Linked DNA regions of Homo sapiens: all the other regions are linked to region 2. A link is a contact called in ENCODE Hi-C or POLR2A ChIA-PET data. All regions are on one chromosome and are shown on one strand. The core of a region is the stretch at or near the end of the contact, and the rest is flanking DNA. Distances in the headings are between cores, read along the strand shown.

Region 1 (4,471 bases), core at 1,520-4,019, 900 kb after region 2:
TCTCAAAAAAAAAAAAAAAAAAAAAAAAAAGATGCTATTGGATGTTGTTCCTCTAAACCCACTAAAGTACTTGCAAGGACTCAATACTTAGGAATGATTTGCACAAAAATTCAAAAGGCAAAAGCTTTCGCACAAGGATGCTCATGAGCATGATAAACCTGGGAGGGGAAGACCATAACACAACAATTACTTTTAGAGCTTTTAATATGTGCTACATGCTAAGACTTTACCTGTATAACGAATTTCATCCTCACAAGAATCCCATGAGGTATTATGTATTGCTCTCATCCCCATCTTCTAGATGAGGGCACTGAGGCGCCAGGGGTTGAGCAGTTTACCCAAGGACGTGTAGCTACTTAGTGGTAGAGACAGGATTTGAACCTGTAACACACGCTTTGACTATGGCACTGGGGTGCCTCTAATAAACCTAAATGTTACTTTACATGAGATGCAGCCACTTGAGGGGCTGTTCAGTAAACATTAAAAATAGCTACAGCGATATTACAGAACAACATGGCTAAAAGCTTAGGATAAGATGGGGAAAATTTTAAATGGAGGACAAAATTGCCTATACGATCAATGATAACTGTGTACGTAGAAGCACATGTAGACAGATCGGCTCTAGAAGAGAATGTGGAGAAACGGTATTGGAGTTTCAAGTACTTCAATGACTTCAAGTATGGGGGATTATTTCCCCATGTAAATCTTTTTCTTGAATAATATACATATATTTAAATCTCTGCTATACCTGAGGAGGAGGAGGATGAAGAAGATGAGGAGGATGAGGAGGAAGAGGAGGAGGAGGAAGAAGACTTGTTTCTCTCATATTGTTCTTGGGAAAAGAGTCCAGCCTTCCCATCTTGCTTGTGGAAATCTGTCTCTCCATCTACAAGGCACACAGAGGCCAGGGGATGAGCGTTTCCCACCCTTCCCACCCCAGGGACCACCCAGTCCTCTCCAGGGTTCTACTTGGATTTGGAGAGCCAGGAAGGACTGGATTATCTTCCCAAATATCTAGAGCCAATGCAACATGCAGGAGACCAAGGCTCTCAGAGATGCCAGGGGCTCACGGAAGGCTCAATACAGAGATTTATCTGAATATGGACTCAGAAAAGGGGTTTCTTTCTTTTTTTTTTGAGACGGAGTCTTGCTCTTTTGCCCAGGCTGGACTGCAGTGACGCTATCTCGGCTCACTGCAAGCTCTGCCTCTCGGGTTCATGCCATTCTCCTGCCTCAGCCTCCTGAGTAGCTGGGACTACAGGCGCCCACCGCCACACCCGGCTAATTTTTTGTATTTTTAGTAGAGACGGGGTTTCACCGTGTTAGCCAGGATGGTCTCGATCTCCTGACCTTCTGATCTGCCCGCCTCGGCCTCCCAAAGTGCTGGGATTACAGGCGTGAGCCGCCGCGCCCGGCCAGAAAAGGGGTTTCTAAGCCCCCTGCCTTGCCCAGAGACAGCTAGATTCTGTAGAGTAGTTGCTAATTTAGGATCCTCTGTACATTACAGCCAAGATGAGGTGTGATCAAGTCCTAAACCTTCCCATTCCCCATTCTGGGGTCACACAGGACCCTCTCCACCTTCTAGGGGTGCTCCCTAGTGCCAGCCCAAGCCCCCAGAGAATTCTTGAGATTTGGCAAGCAGCTGAGGGTCCCCATAGCTAGACAGCACAGGAGGACAGATTGGACCATGCAAATGTGTGTGTGCATGTGTGTAAAACCACTACTTCCCCATTTCAGCTGTGATTTGAGGCCCTGTGCAACGTGAGTTGAGCAGGGTCTTCTTCTGTCCCTTCTACTTTTGGACTCCACCTCCCATGTGGTTTTGCCCAGAGGGTCAGAGAAGGCAAACGTACAGTCTACATCTTCTGTTTCTCTGTGGACTTGACTGTTGTCCTGAGGCTGGGAGGAGGATGCTGAAGTCTCCATGGCTTTTCCTGGAGGAATAACAATAATCAGTAGTTAATATCACCTTAGTTAATATCTTAATATACAAAGAGCTTGGCAAATAAATAAGAAAAAGACAAACACTCAACATTCAAAGGAATAAGAAAAATAATTAACAAAAAAAATGGTAGTTCTGTTGGCAAGCAAGAAGGCCGGGGTAGTGGAGGGAGGAGGGTTAAGGGAGTGGGAATTGGGGTGGTGGGTATTGGTTAGGCAACTAGCAGGGGGCTTCATGAAGGAAATCAGTTTTTATCTGTGCCTGAAAAGTCAGGCACAATCCTTTTTCTTTTTCTTTTTTTTTTTTTGTGGAAACAGGGTGTCTCTATGTTGCCCAGGCTGGTCTTGAACTCCTGGGCTCAAGCAATTCTCCTACCTTGGCCTCCCAAAGTGCTGGGATTCAAGTGTGAGCCACCATGTCCAGCCTAGGTACAATTTTGACAGGAATGCAGATTTGAAGTTGGTGAACCAACTCCAATCCCACAAACATGGCCAACATCCAGGAATGACTAAGCAAAAAGGCAAGGGAATCCTGGGCCCCGGCCGGCCTCACACACAGAGCCACCTGCCACCTCTTGACAGCTACGTGCACAGGAAAGAAGTTTCTTTTAATGGAGCCCATGTGCTATGAGTCTCTGTTATAGCAGCTGAGCCAGGAAGTGCAGGCTTCCTTCTGATTCCTTGCCCTATTTCTTCTTCTCTCAGCTCTGAGGCTGAGACCTTAAATCTGAGAGGAGGTAGATTTACTAGTCTCTGATTCATTTATTTTTTACTTCTTTATTTGAGACAGAGGTCTTGCTATATCACCCAGTCTAGTCTTGAACTCCTGGGTTAAGGCAATCCTCCCACCGCAGCCTCCTGAGTAGCTGGGACTACAGGCACGTGCCACTGTGGCCAGCCTCTGACTCATTTAAACCATGTTTCTCAGCCTCAACACGACTGACATTTGGGACAGGGTAACACATTGTGAGATGTTTAGCAGCCTCCTCCCAGATGCCAGTAGCACTTTCCTGTTCAGCTATAACAATAAAAATGTCTCCAGACATTGCCAAATGACCCCTGTTGTGGGGCAAACATCACCCCCCATTTGAGAATGGTCTAGAGAATCTACCACAAGACCTTGGCAGGAAGCCTCCTCCCCTGTGTCTTAGAGCCAGATTGCCTGGGTTGGAATCCTGCCTCTGCCTCTTCTAGCGATGGAAGCATGGGCTAGTTACTTAATCCTTCACTGTGCCCTGGGTTTCTCATCTGTAAAACGGAGACAGTAATAGTGCTTACCTTATAGTATGTGAAAATGGCAGGACAGTCCTTAGCAGGGCCATTGTGAATGCGTGTTTCCTTCTCTACAGGCCTCCTCTTACCCTTGGACATTCAGTGTCCAGTCCCATCCCTGCTCATCCCCCATCTCGTAGGCCCCAGACTCCATTACCCGTTTTTTTTTTCTGTTTTTTGAGATGGAGTCTCGCTTCTGTCGCCCAGGCTGGAGTGCAGTGGCATGATCTCAGCTCACTGCAACCTCTGCCTCCCGGATTCAAGTGATTCTTCTGCCTCAGCCTCCGGAGTAGCTGGGATTACAGGCGCCACACCATGCTTGGCTAATTTTTGTATTTTTAGTAGAGACGTGGTTTCACCATATTGGCCAGGCTGGTCTCGAACTCCTGACCTTGTGATCCGCCCGCCTTGACCTCCCAAAGTGCTGGGATTACAGGCGTGAGCCACTGCGCCTGGCCTACCCTTTTCTAGAATAAAACTTCCCATTTCTCAGAGCAGAATTCAGCTAGGCATTAGGAAGTCACTAGCCATTAAAATGCATCGATATCGAGATGGAATGACTGACAGCAGAAGCCTCCAGGGCATATTTCTATTTTGAACAGGGTTCTCTGCACGCAACAGGTGACTAGTACATATTCATTGGCTGAGATCATCTCTAATGAAGGCATTTCAGCTAGAGTGGAGGAAGAGTTGTAGAGCCACGTGGGGGAAAGAGAGCTGCTGGCTGATGTCAGATAGACCGAAGTTTACAAAGTGATGAGCTCTTTTTCCAGTCTCATCTCCATCCTGCTCTGTGTCCTGGTCACACACAGCACTTTTGGCTTAGTCCATTCTTTCCTAATGTCAAAATTGCATCTGACCTTCCAAGCACAGGTCAAAACCCACTTCCCTCATGAAGTACTCTTTCAATTGCCTAAACAATACCCATCAACTCTATTCCCCACTCCCCTAAACTTACTCCCTCCACTATCCCTAGCTTTTGTTTTTTTGACAAGGTCTCTCTCTATCACCCAGGCTAAAGTGCAGTGGTGCAATCACAGCTCACTGCAGCCTTGAACTCCTGGACTCAAGTGATCCTCCTGCCTCAACCTTCTGAGTAGGTAGGACTACAAGCATGTACCACCATCCAGGGTTTGTCTCCTTCACTAGATCACGAATGCAGCCTAAGTAGGGACTAAGGCTGATTCATTTCTGTGTCACCCATACCCTGTACAGAGCCGGGAACAAAGGAAAAATGATGATAACAAGCAGCTATAAG
Region 2 (4,325 bases), core at 213-2,712:
ATGGAAGAATGAAGAGGTGGCCATCAGGAGGCTAACGCCTGCTCTGTAGAGTGTGACTCTACAGACCACTGGGGACACTTGAGATTTGGTGGCGAGGCAGGTATGGAATAAACATGTTTTTTAAAAATGTGTAATTATGTTAAGGTAAATTCGGGAAAAATAACTAGCCTATAATAACCTATAATTTCTCATATGCTGCCAATTTAAAGAAAAATATTAAATAGTAGTGTAAGTGGGAAACAGAGGAAATCCAAGCAACAGCATAGATGGCCTCACCAGGAAGTGAACAGGCAGGATGTTAATCAGAAGACAGACTACAGTCAGGTATCCAGACGCAGGGGGCCCCATTAAAACCTGCACACTGAATTCTGCAAATTACAAGGAAAACTGTACCCTTACTGAGGCTGTGCTGAGCCAACTCTGAAAAGTAACAATGCCTAGTCTCAAACAGACCGTTGTTAAAAGTGCTGAGCGAGGGTAAATACACTGGTCACGCACTAACTTTTGATGTTAGTTACTTTCACTGCACCTGCCCTGGCCCTACAACCAGTCCGCCAACTTCCTGAAGTCAGAAGATCATTTTGCATTTTCTCCTACATTTATAGAGGTGACTCTCAACAAACTTGGCTGCGCATTAGAATCACCTGGGACGTTTCTTAAATTCCTGAAGCCCAGGCCTCATCCCAAACCAATTAAATCAGAATCTCCATCGGCGGAAGCCGAGCATTAGGATTTTCTTAAAAGCTCCCCAGAAAATTCCGATGTCCAGCCGACTAAAACACTGAAAGAACCTGATAACGATTTCTTTTCCTTTCTTCCATTTGCCCCTGCAGCAGTTTTTCCTTCTGCCTAACTGCTTCTCCTGCTCTAGACCCACGTGGATTCCTAAGTATCCTTCAACACCGTCGCTTCAACTCGCGCTGTCGTTATACTAGGAAGGCAGGCCTATGGTTCACTCTGCTAGTGGACACGTGGAGTGTGCAGAGCGGACAGGCAGCTCTCCGACTCTGAAGGAATCGAGGGCAAAACGGGACTCGTGAGAACAGACAGTTCCCCGTCGTGGGGCTGCCCGGGCTCACCTTCTGGTCTGAACTCGGCCCTGCCTGGCGGTACACCCCGGAGCCGTAGACGAAAGCCAGACTCAGCTCCTCGGGGAAGTGAGACAGGATCTTGCGGAAGGTCACCCACGAGCTCTGCAGCGTCTGCAGCGCCATGGGGTCGAGGCTAACAGGGGACACTCAGCGCAGCAGGGCGAGGACAACCGGGCGGGGAACAGACACCGGGTAGGCGGTTTAGGGTGGGAAATGGAAGTCGGAGACTGGATCGAGGGACACAAGGCTGAGTGTGGGGTGGGACTGCAAGCACACGCAAGGATTGGGGCGTTGGGCCACGAAGAGCAGCGGCGAGAAGACGCAGCCCAGATAGGCTCGGGTGGGCGGCGGTCGCACAGGCAGAGCTTCCGTCCCTTGCTACGCCCCACGCACGCACAGGCGCTTCCAAGACGCAAGAGGCGGTGCTCGCCTTAGTGTGGGGAACGCGAGGCTTTGCATTGTCCCCTCGTGGTCGGAGGAGTGCCCTACAGGCTGGCGGCTAGGTTGCGACTTGGACAAATCGGCGGAGGCGAGCGTCACCCGACTCCGCGGGCCCTGAGCCTTGATAGCCTCTGTACTTCTCTCTTCAAACTACGGTTTAAAGAATGACTATAAAATCGGGAGCGTATTGAAGGTTTTTAAGTGAGGCGACACTCACATAATATGGAACTAGCCGTTCTGAAATGGACAGTGTAGTAGCATGTAGTGCCTTCACAATATTGTGCCCCCATCATCGCTCTAGTTCCAAAATTGCAGATTTCGAAGATTTGGAAAAACACAAAATTAAAATGATGCCCAATCCCGCCATGTAGAGAATACCACCGTCAAGATTTGACGGAGACTTCTTCACGCTAAAGCCCTTTTCAAATACAAGGGTGGATATGGGAGTGCACAGACGTTCTCTGATACTTGCATTTAATTTCAAGGGTGGATCACAGTTTTTGCCCCCTTGCCTTGTGGAATGGTCTCACAAAGGGTGCTTCAAATGCAGTTTCTGGAGGAAACAGGACCCTAGGAGTAGAAAAATCTTACAGCTCTCCTCTTTGTATAACTGGAGAAACTTGCTGAAGATTACCATTCAGGAGGTGGTTTGACTTCCAGGACAGAAACTTTTTCAACTACCCTCTCCTTCCTCCCCAAAATACACTACCTCTCAAAAATAATAGAAATAGTAATAGCTAACATTCAGGTAATGTTGACACATTTTCACATGCACTTCTCACTGAGCACCCTCTAGTGCCCTGTGGCAGGAGGGCCTTGGTTTTACTGATGGCCAAGCTAAGGCTTAGAGAGGTAAAGCCAGGTGATAGGATCACATCAGCCTGTGGCAAAACTAGAGCTAAACCCAGGTCTGGCTCCAACTCTGGGATTTTTTCGGAAATTCTGCTCTGTCCTTGAAGGGTTTTGAGCAAGGACTTATGTAATTCACATGTTAGCCTGAATTGTGGGGGACTGATTAGACAGTTGTTATCATAGTTCCCCCATGAACTGGAAACGGCTAGGCCAAGGTCTTAGGAGCAGGGATGGGATTAAATCAATTGGAAAAATGATTACTTGCACTCACACTCTGGGCCTGCACTGAGATGAAGAGATCTGAGCTGCCTGCTGCCCTGCAGGAGCTAGGGGTCTGTAGAGGAGAGGAGACAGAACTGCAAATCAGAGTAGAATTTGGGTAATGCAGCCAGGTACCCAGCACAGTGCCGGAATGTAATGTCCCTCCAATGGGAACGTCAGTCAGTTCTGGGTGTTGGGGAAAGGGACCAGAAGAGGTTTCACAATGATGGCATTTTGAGCCAGGCCTGGAAGCTGGGTAGGAGTTTATCAGGTAGAAGATAGATGGGAAAATTCAACCAAGAAAGAATTGAAAGGACTCGGTGACAATAATACTAATAATAGGTGTCATTATTAAGCACTTAGTATGCCCAGGCACTTTTTAGACTTCTTTGGGGCTTTTCTGTTTTTGTTTTTTTTTTGAGACCGAGTCTTGCTCTGTTGCCCAGGCTGGAGTGCAGTGGCACGATCTCAGCTCACTGTGACCTCTGCCTCCTGGGTTCAAGCAAGCATGCCTGGCTAATTGTTGTATTTTTAGTAGAGATGGGGTTTCACTGTGTTGGCCAGGCTGGTCTCGAAATCCTGACCTCTAGTGATTTGCCCACCTCAGCCTCCCAAAGTGCTGGAATTACAGGCGTGAGCCACTGCACCCAGGCTTTTTATACTTGTTTCTTTTCATCACTCCAGAGATCCTATGAGGCAGGTTCTCTAAGATGATGATATTTTTCATACGAGGAAACAGAGGTCCTAAGAGGAGCAGTAAATGTTCCAAAGTCACACAGGAAAGTGGTGAAGTCGGGGTTTGAACCTAGGGCTACCTACCTCTAAAGGCCAAGGTCTTTACCACCATGTTTAAGTGTCCTCTACAGCGGCTTGCAGGGTGAGAGAAGGAAATGGGAAGAAAGCAGGCACTCAGGCATCAGCCAAGAGTCAGGAGCAGCAGCAGTAGCCGCAGCAACAAGCAGGAGACCAGGGCAAGGGAGCGGAGAGAGGCCGTTTGTCTGCGGCCCCTGGTGTGGGCATGGTCACTTCCGTTCATTTTTACTACATATCGCCCTTGCCCAGGGTGCCGGAATCAGAGTGCACTCACCGTGGAATTACACTGAAGCCTCTCACCCAAAGACAGTGAATAAATCTCATTACCAGCCGGTTCCTTTTTTATTTCCTTCCTTCCCTTGGGGAAATAATTCAACGTCATTGGATTTTTCCTGTTTGCAAAAGTAATCCATGTTCATAAAAATGTAAACATTATGAAATACATACATCATGCCCCAGAAATAGCCACGGTAATCTTTGGCACATATTCCTTCCAATATTTTTCTATGAATATATTAACATTAAAAACAATTTTAAGTGGATTCCTAGGATAGATACTATTTTGCAATTTGCTTTTTTTGCACTTAGCGTATCAGGGACAATGTTCTGTGTCAGAATATATAGATTTCCCTCATTCCATGTATTAGTAGCAAATTATTCTAAGATATGGATATGCCATAATTTTGTTTAAAATTTTTTGTTTAAAAGAAAGTGTTTAAACATTTTCTTTCTCTTTCTTTCTTTCTTCTTTTCTTTTGTTTCTTTCTTTTTTTTTTTTTTTTTTTGAGAGCGAGTCTTGCTCTGTCACCCAGGCTGGAGTGCAGTGGCACAATCTAGGCTCCCTGCAACCTCCACCATCCGGGTTGA
Region 3 (4,677 bases), core at 1,390-3,889, 820 kb after region 2:
GGGCAGATCTCTTGCGGTCAGGAGTTCGAGACCAGCCTGGCCAACACGACAAAACCCCATCTCTACTAAAAATACAAAAATCAGCCGGGCGTGGTGGAGTGTGCCTACCCAGCTACTCAGGAGGGTGAGGCAGGAGAACTGCTTGAACCAAGGAGGCAGAGGTTGCAGTGAGCCGAGATCGCATCATTGCACGCCAGCCTGGGCAACAGAGTGAGACTCCGTCGCAAAAAAATAAAAAACAATAGAATAATAAAATAAAAATTAGTAGGAGAGTGTTCTACATTTATAAAGTTAACATTTTTGTGAGCAAGTATAACTTTAAGAGAATTTTTTGCAAGAATCCCCAGGAATATATGAGTTCAATTCATTCACCACTGTGTAAGTCAAAACATTTGATATAAAACACTTATCAAAAATGTTCTGCTAGCCAGGCACAGTGGATCACACCTGTAATTTCAGCACTTTAAGAGGCTGAAGCTGGAGGATCACTTGAGCCCAAGAGTTCAAGACCAGCCTGGCCAACATAGTGTGACCCCCTCTCTATTATTTAAAAAAAAAAAAAGTTCTGCCTGGCCAGTGGCTCACCCCTGTAATCCCAGCAAGCACGTTGGGAGGGAGAGGTGGAAGCAGGAGGATCGCCTGAGCCCAGGAGTTTGAGACCAGCCTAGGCAACACTGCCAGACTCCATCTCTACTATTTTTTTTTTAATTAGCCATGTGTGGTGGCACCTGTCTGTAGTCCCAGCTACTCAGGAGGCAAAGGCAGGAGAACTGCTTAAGCCCAGGAGTTAGAGGCTGCAACCGAGCTATGATCATGCCACTGCACTCTAGCCTGGGCGACAGAGTGAGATCCTGTTCCTTTAAAAAAAAAAAAAAAAAAAAAAAAAAAAAAAAAAGTTTGCATTGTTCTGAAAAAATAAAAAAAAATTTAAAAGTCATTAACTAAGTTAAACTAAATATGTTCAATCACTATCAGCTTCAACATCAACAAAGGGAGAAAATTATCAGCAAGAATGAAGACTCGGCAACCCATGTACAATAATCCAAATTCAACTAGTTCACTATCTACAACAAAGACAGCCCCCTCACAATTCTAGCAACTTTTATTTTACTCTCATCTCTCACCATTTCCTTCCTGCACCCCAGGCAATTTGCTGCTCCCCAAACTCATCCCAACTCCCACATGGCTCTAAGCCTTTGTACCAGCTGTTCCCTGAGCTCCTCCTCACCCGATGAGCACTTACTCACAGGTGTTTCAAAACTCGACTCAGAAGTCTCCTCGAGTGTAGAAGCTTCCTCAACTCCTCCCCAAGCAAAACTAACTGTTCTAAATCCCCATAACACTTGATAAGCCAATTCTTATCACACTGCATTGTTTTCACGCCTTAGGAGCGCAGGGAGGGCAGAGTCTCTCCACTCAGCCCACAGAGGACCAGGCAAGCAGAAACGCTCAATGAACGTGCCTTGAATTCATTTTCCACTTAGATTAAGTGACCCCCTAGAACCCGTTCACATCTCAAGGATACACTAAGTTCCATTCCTTCTTCCCACCACAGAATGAATACCAGGGGCACACCCAGAGCCCTAGAACGAGAACAATGAATGAACACGGCCGCCTCGCCTCTCACGACGTCCAAACCCCTCTCTCTTGGGCATCGACTCGCTCGCAGAGCCTCAGCAGCTGCAGAGCTGAAGCGTCCCGGCGGCTCTCGCGTCACACAAAAGACAGCCCTGGCTCTTCATTCCAAAGCGTCCTGAGGCCAATCCTCTATAAGTATCCCAAACCTTTCATTAATAACCCAGAGTCCTGATACCCAAGGCTAGTCCTGATACCCAAGAAGAGGCCCCTGTGCCTTTGTGGTAGGGCACTGGCCAGTTTCCTCCTCTCTTACCCGATTCCTCACGTCGTCTCTAAAAGGGTGTCACTTGACTGAAGTACCCTGAGAAAGGGTGCAAGCCCGGGTCCCACATTCGGCGGCCCAAGAGAAAAGGAATTGGCCCATCCAAGTGACAACAGATATGGGGCAGCTCTGGGCGGATTTTCCCACTGCCAAATATGAGGAATGCGCATGGCATAAGGGTGGCGTTGGCACGTTTCCGCCAAACACAAGGAAATTTGAGTGGGATGTGGGAACTCGGCTCGCCGGCCATGACACCGGACTCCGGGGCCCCCGCCCAACGCTACCCCAGGGTGACAACGGCCTGGCCCAAGCCCTCTGCCCGGCAGCCGCGGGGCCGCTCCATCAGCGCCACCCAGGCCCGGTCGCCCTGGAAGCCGATCCCTCAGCCCCGCCGCCCGGCTCCCCCGGCATCCACGACCCGGTCCTGCCACCTACCTGAGGGAGCCAGGCCGCCCCAACGTCCTGTCGTTCGGCGGCAGCTTCTCGCCCGCTCCTCCTCCCCGCGGCGGGTGAGGGAGCGGGAGGCGGTCACATTCGGCGCGTCCCCAGCCCAGGGGACGGAGCCCCGAGCAGCCCCCGCATCGTAGCAAACGCGCTCCGCGCCTCAGGGCACGCGCCCCAAAGCCCGGCCAGCTGACCCTTTTCGGGGCCCAAAAAAGGCAGCAGAAAGCCGTTCCCGCCTCACAATCGTTTTCCTCTTACTCCCGCCATCTAAGATGGCGGCCCAAGCGCCCGCGATTAAGACTCTCGGGCGGCCCAGACGAGCGAGCCCTCGACTCGGTGCTCGTCCTCCCGACCTGCGACGCCACCGGCTCTCCGATTCTGCGCGAGCCCTACTGGCAGTCGACTTCTAACTTGGCTCGGGCATCCATCGCTCTGGCCTGAACTCAGGCCCCGCCCCCGGGGCGTGGCCTAGCGATCTGGTGGCCGCCATTTCGAAGCTGAAGAGGTTAGGCGACGCTGACTTGCTTTCAGGAGAGGCACTCGGTAATCGAGAAGAACCGGCTTTCGGCCAGCCAGGAGTGGCCAGAGGCCTAGAAGGGGAGAGGAAGGCCTGCCTGCCCAGCATTGCAAGGCCCAGCGATCACCAGACGTGCCTCAGGACACAGGGCACAGTGTCCAACTTTGACGCGTCCTCTCCGGGCACTTTAATACCAAATCACGGCTCCGCCACTTGACAGCTATGTGGACAGTCCCTGAACCTTAAACGGTCTTTTCCTTGTGTGTAAATTCCGAGTTCATTTTTCCCCCATCACATTAGCAACAAGTTAAAAAAACTGATAATATCCGGTTTGGTCCAAGGTATATTGAAACCTGTTGTGTGCCCTCGCAGCGCTATCACAGTGGAACTTGGACATGTTAAAAGTATATATCCTTCCTCCCGGCAGTTTCACTTCTAGACACTAATTCTAGAGAAATAAGTATACACATACACAAAAAGCTATGTGTGAAGATATTTAATGCCATATTATTTGCATTCTGGAGAAACACTGGGGATGAAATGAAGATTAATAGGAAACTGGTTAAGAGAACGCTGCTACACATCCAATCTGGGTTGTCATCCATCCAAGAATGAACTAGATAGTTACTGAATTTAAAAAACAACAAAAAAAGGGCCCGGCGCTTTTTTTGGGATTACTCCTGTAATCCCAGCACTTTGGAAGGCCGAGGCAGGCGGATCACCTGAGGTCGGGAGTTCGAGACCAGCCTGACCAACATGGAGAAACCCCGTCTCTACTAAAAATACAAAAATTAGCCGGGCGTGGTGGCGGGCGCCTGTAATCCCAGCTACTCAGGAGGCTGAGACAGGAGAATCGCTTGAACCCGGGAGGCAGAGGTTGCAGTGAGCCCAGATCGCACCATTACACTCCAGCCTGGGCGACAGAGCGAGACTCCGTCTCGAAAAAATAAATAAATATAAAAAAATAAAAATACCAAATTAGCTGGGCATGGTGGTGCATGCCTGTCATCCCATCTACTCGGGAGGCTAAGGCAGGAGAATTGCTTGTACCCAGGAGGCGGAGATTGCGGTGAGCCGAAATCGCGTCATTGCACTCCAGCCTGGGCAACAAGAGCGAAACTCTTGTCTCAAAAAAAAAAAAAAAAAAGACATGGCTGGGCGTGGTGGCTCACGCCTGTAATCCCAGCACTTTGGGAGGCCGAGGCGGGCAGATCACTTGAGGTCATGAGTTTGAGACCAGCCTGGCCAACATGGTGAAACCTGTCTCTGCTAAAAAATACAAAACAAATAGGCCGGGTGCGGTGGCTCACACATGTAATCCCAGCACTTTGGGAGGCCGAGGCGGGCAGATCACGAAGTCAGGAGATCGAGACCATCCTGGCTAACACAGTAAAACCCCGTCTCTACTAAAAATACAAAAGATTAGCCGGGTGTGGTGGCGGGCCCCTGTAGTCCCAGCTACTCAGGAGGCTGAGGCAGGAGAATGGCATGAACCCGGGAGGCGGAGCTTGCAGTGAGCTGAGATCGCGCCACTGCACTCCAGCCTGGACAACAGAGTGAGACTCCGCCTAAAAAAAAAAAAAAAAAAATTGGCCAGGTGTGGTGGTGCGCGTCTGTAATCCCAGCTACTCAGGAGGCTGAGGCAGGAGAATCACTTGAACCCAGTAGGCAGAGGTTGCAGTGAGCCGAGATAGCGCCACTGCACTCCAGCCTAGGTGACAGAGCCAGACTCTGTCGCAAAAAAAGGAAAAAAAAAGCCATTAAGTTAAAAAAGCAGAACATAATGTATGATCTTATTTACGCAAACACAGGAACA

The links. A loop is a pair of places that touch in the nucleus more often than their neighbours do. ChIA-PET counts read pairs that join two places held with the same protein, here RNA polymerase II (POLR2A). Pooled maps may share reads with other maps.
Region 1: a loop to region 2 is called in a pooled map, with 2.1 times the contacts of the local background. The contact joins the enhancer-like site here to the promoter of TAMM41 in region 2. A Hi-C loop is called at or near these places in 1 of 50 pooled maps. POLR2A ChIA-PET finds 5 or more read pairs at or near these places in 2 of 52 experiments (OCI-LY7 and activated B cell).
Region 3: a map of naive thymus-derived CD4-positive, alpha-beta T cell shows a loop between it and region 2 (14-fold over the local background). The contact joins the promoter of RAF1 here to the promoter of TAMM41 in region 2. A Hi-C loop is called at or near these places in 2 of 168 maps with a recorded cell type or tissue (both naive thymus-derived CD4-positive, alpha-beta T cell), 1 of 37 single-sample maps with no recorded cell type and 14 of 50 pooled maps. POLR2A ChIA-PET finds 5 or more read pairs at or near these places in 1 of 52 experiments (CD4-positive, alpha-beta T cell).

Annotation. Positions count from the first base shown.
Region 1 is chr3:12,747,907-12,752,377 of GRCh38, forward strand. It overlaps TMEM40 (transmembrane protein 40), which reads right to left. Exons shown (of 12, transcript NM_018306.4): 2 at 1,854-1,934; 3 at 749-886. The coding sequence starts at 1,926. Among named protein-coding and RNA genes, the nearest start is that of TMEM40, 9.1 kb to the right of the region's middle. RefSeq lists an enhancer at 1,395-1,444 and a silencer at 1,715-1,864. Within about 2 kb of position 2,770, at least 15 of the 41 ENCODE cell types and tissues checked have a DNase peak (open chromatin) inside an H3K27ac peak, as active enhancers do; they include OCI-LY7, where a contact is called at or near this core.
Region 2 is chr3:11,845,423-11,849,747 of GRCh38, forward strand. TAMM41 (TAM41 mitochondrial translocator assembly and maintenance homolog) reads right to left here and starts at 1,463. Exons shown (of 8, transcript NM_001284401.2): 1 at 1,080-1,463. The coding sequence starts at 1,214.
Region 3 is chr3:12,661,478-12,666,154 of GRCh38, forward strand. RAF1 (Raf-1 proto-oncogene, serine/threonine kinase) reads right to left here and starts at 2,640. Exons shown (of 17, transcript NM_002880.4): 1 at 2,336-2,640. RefSeq lists enhancers at 1,722-2,332, 2,333-2,944, 2,556-2,905, 2,946-3,015 and a silencer at 2,146-2,365.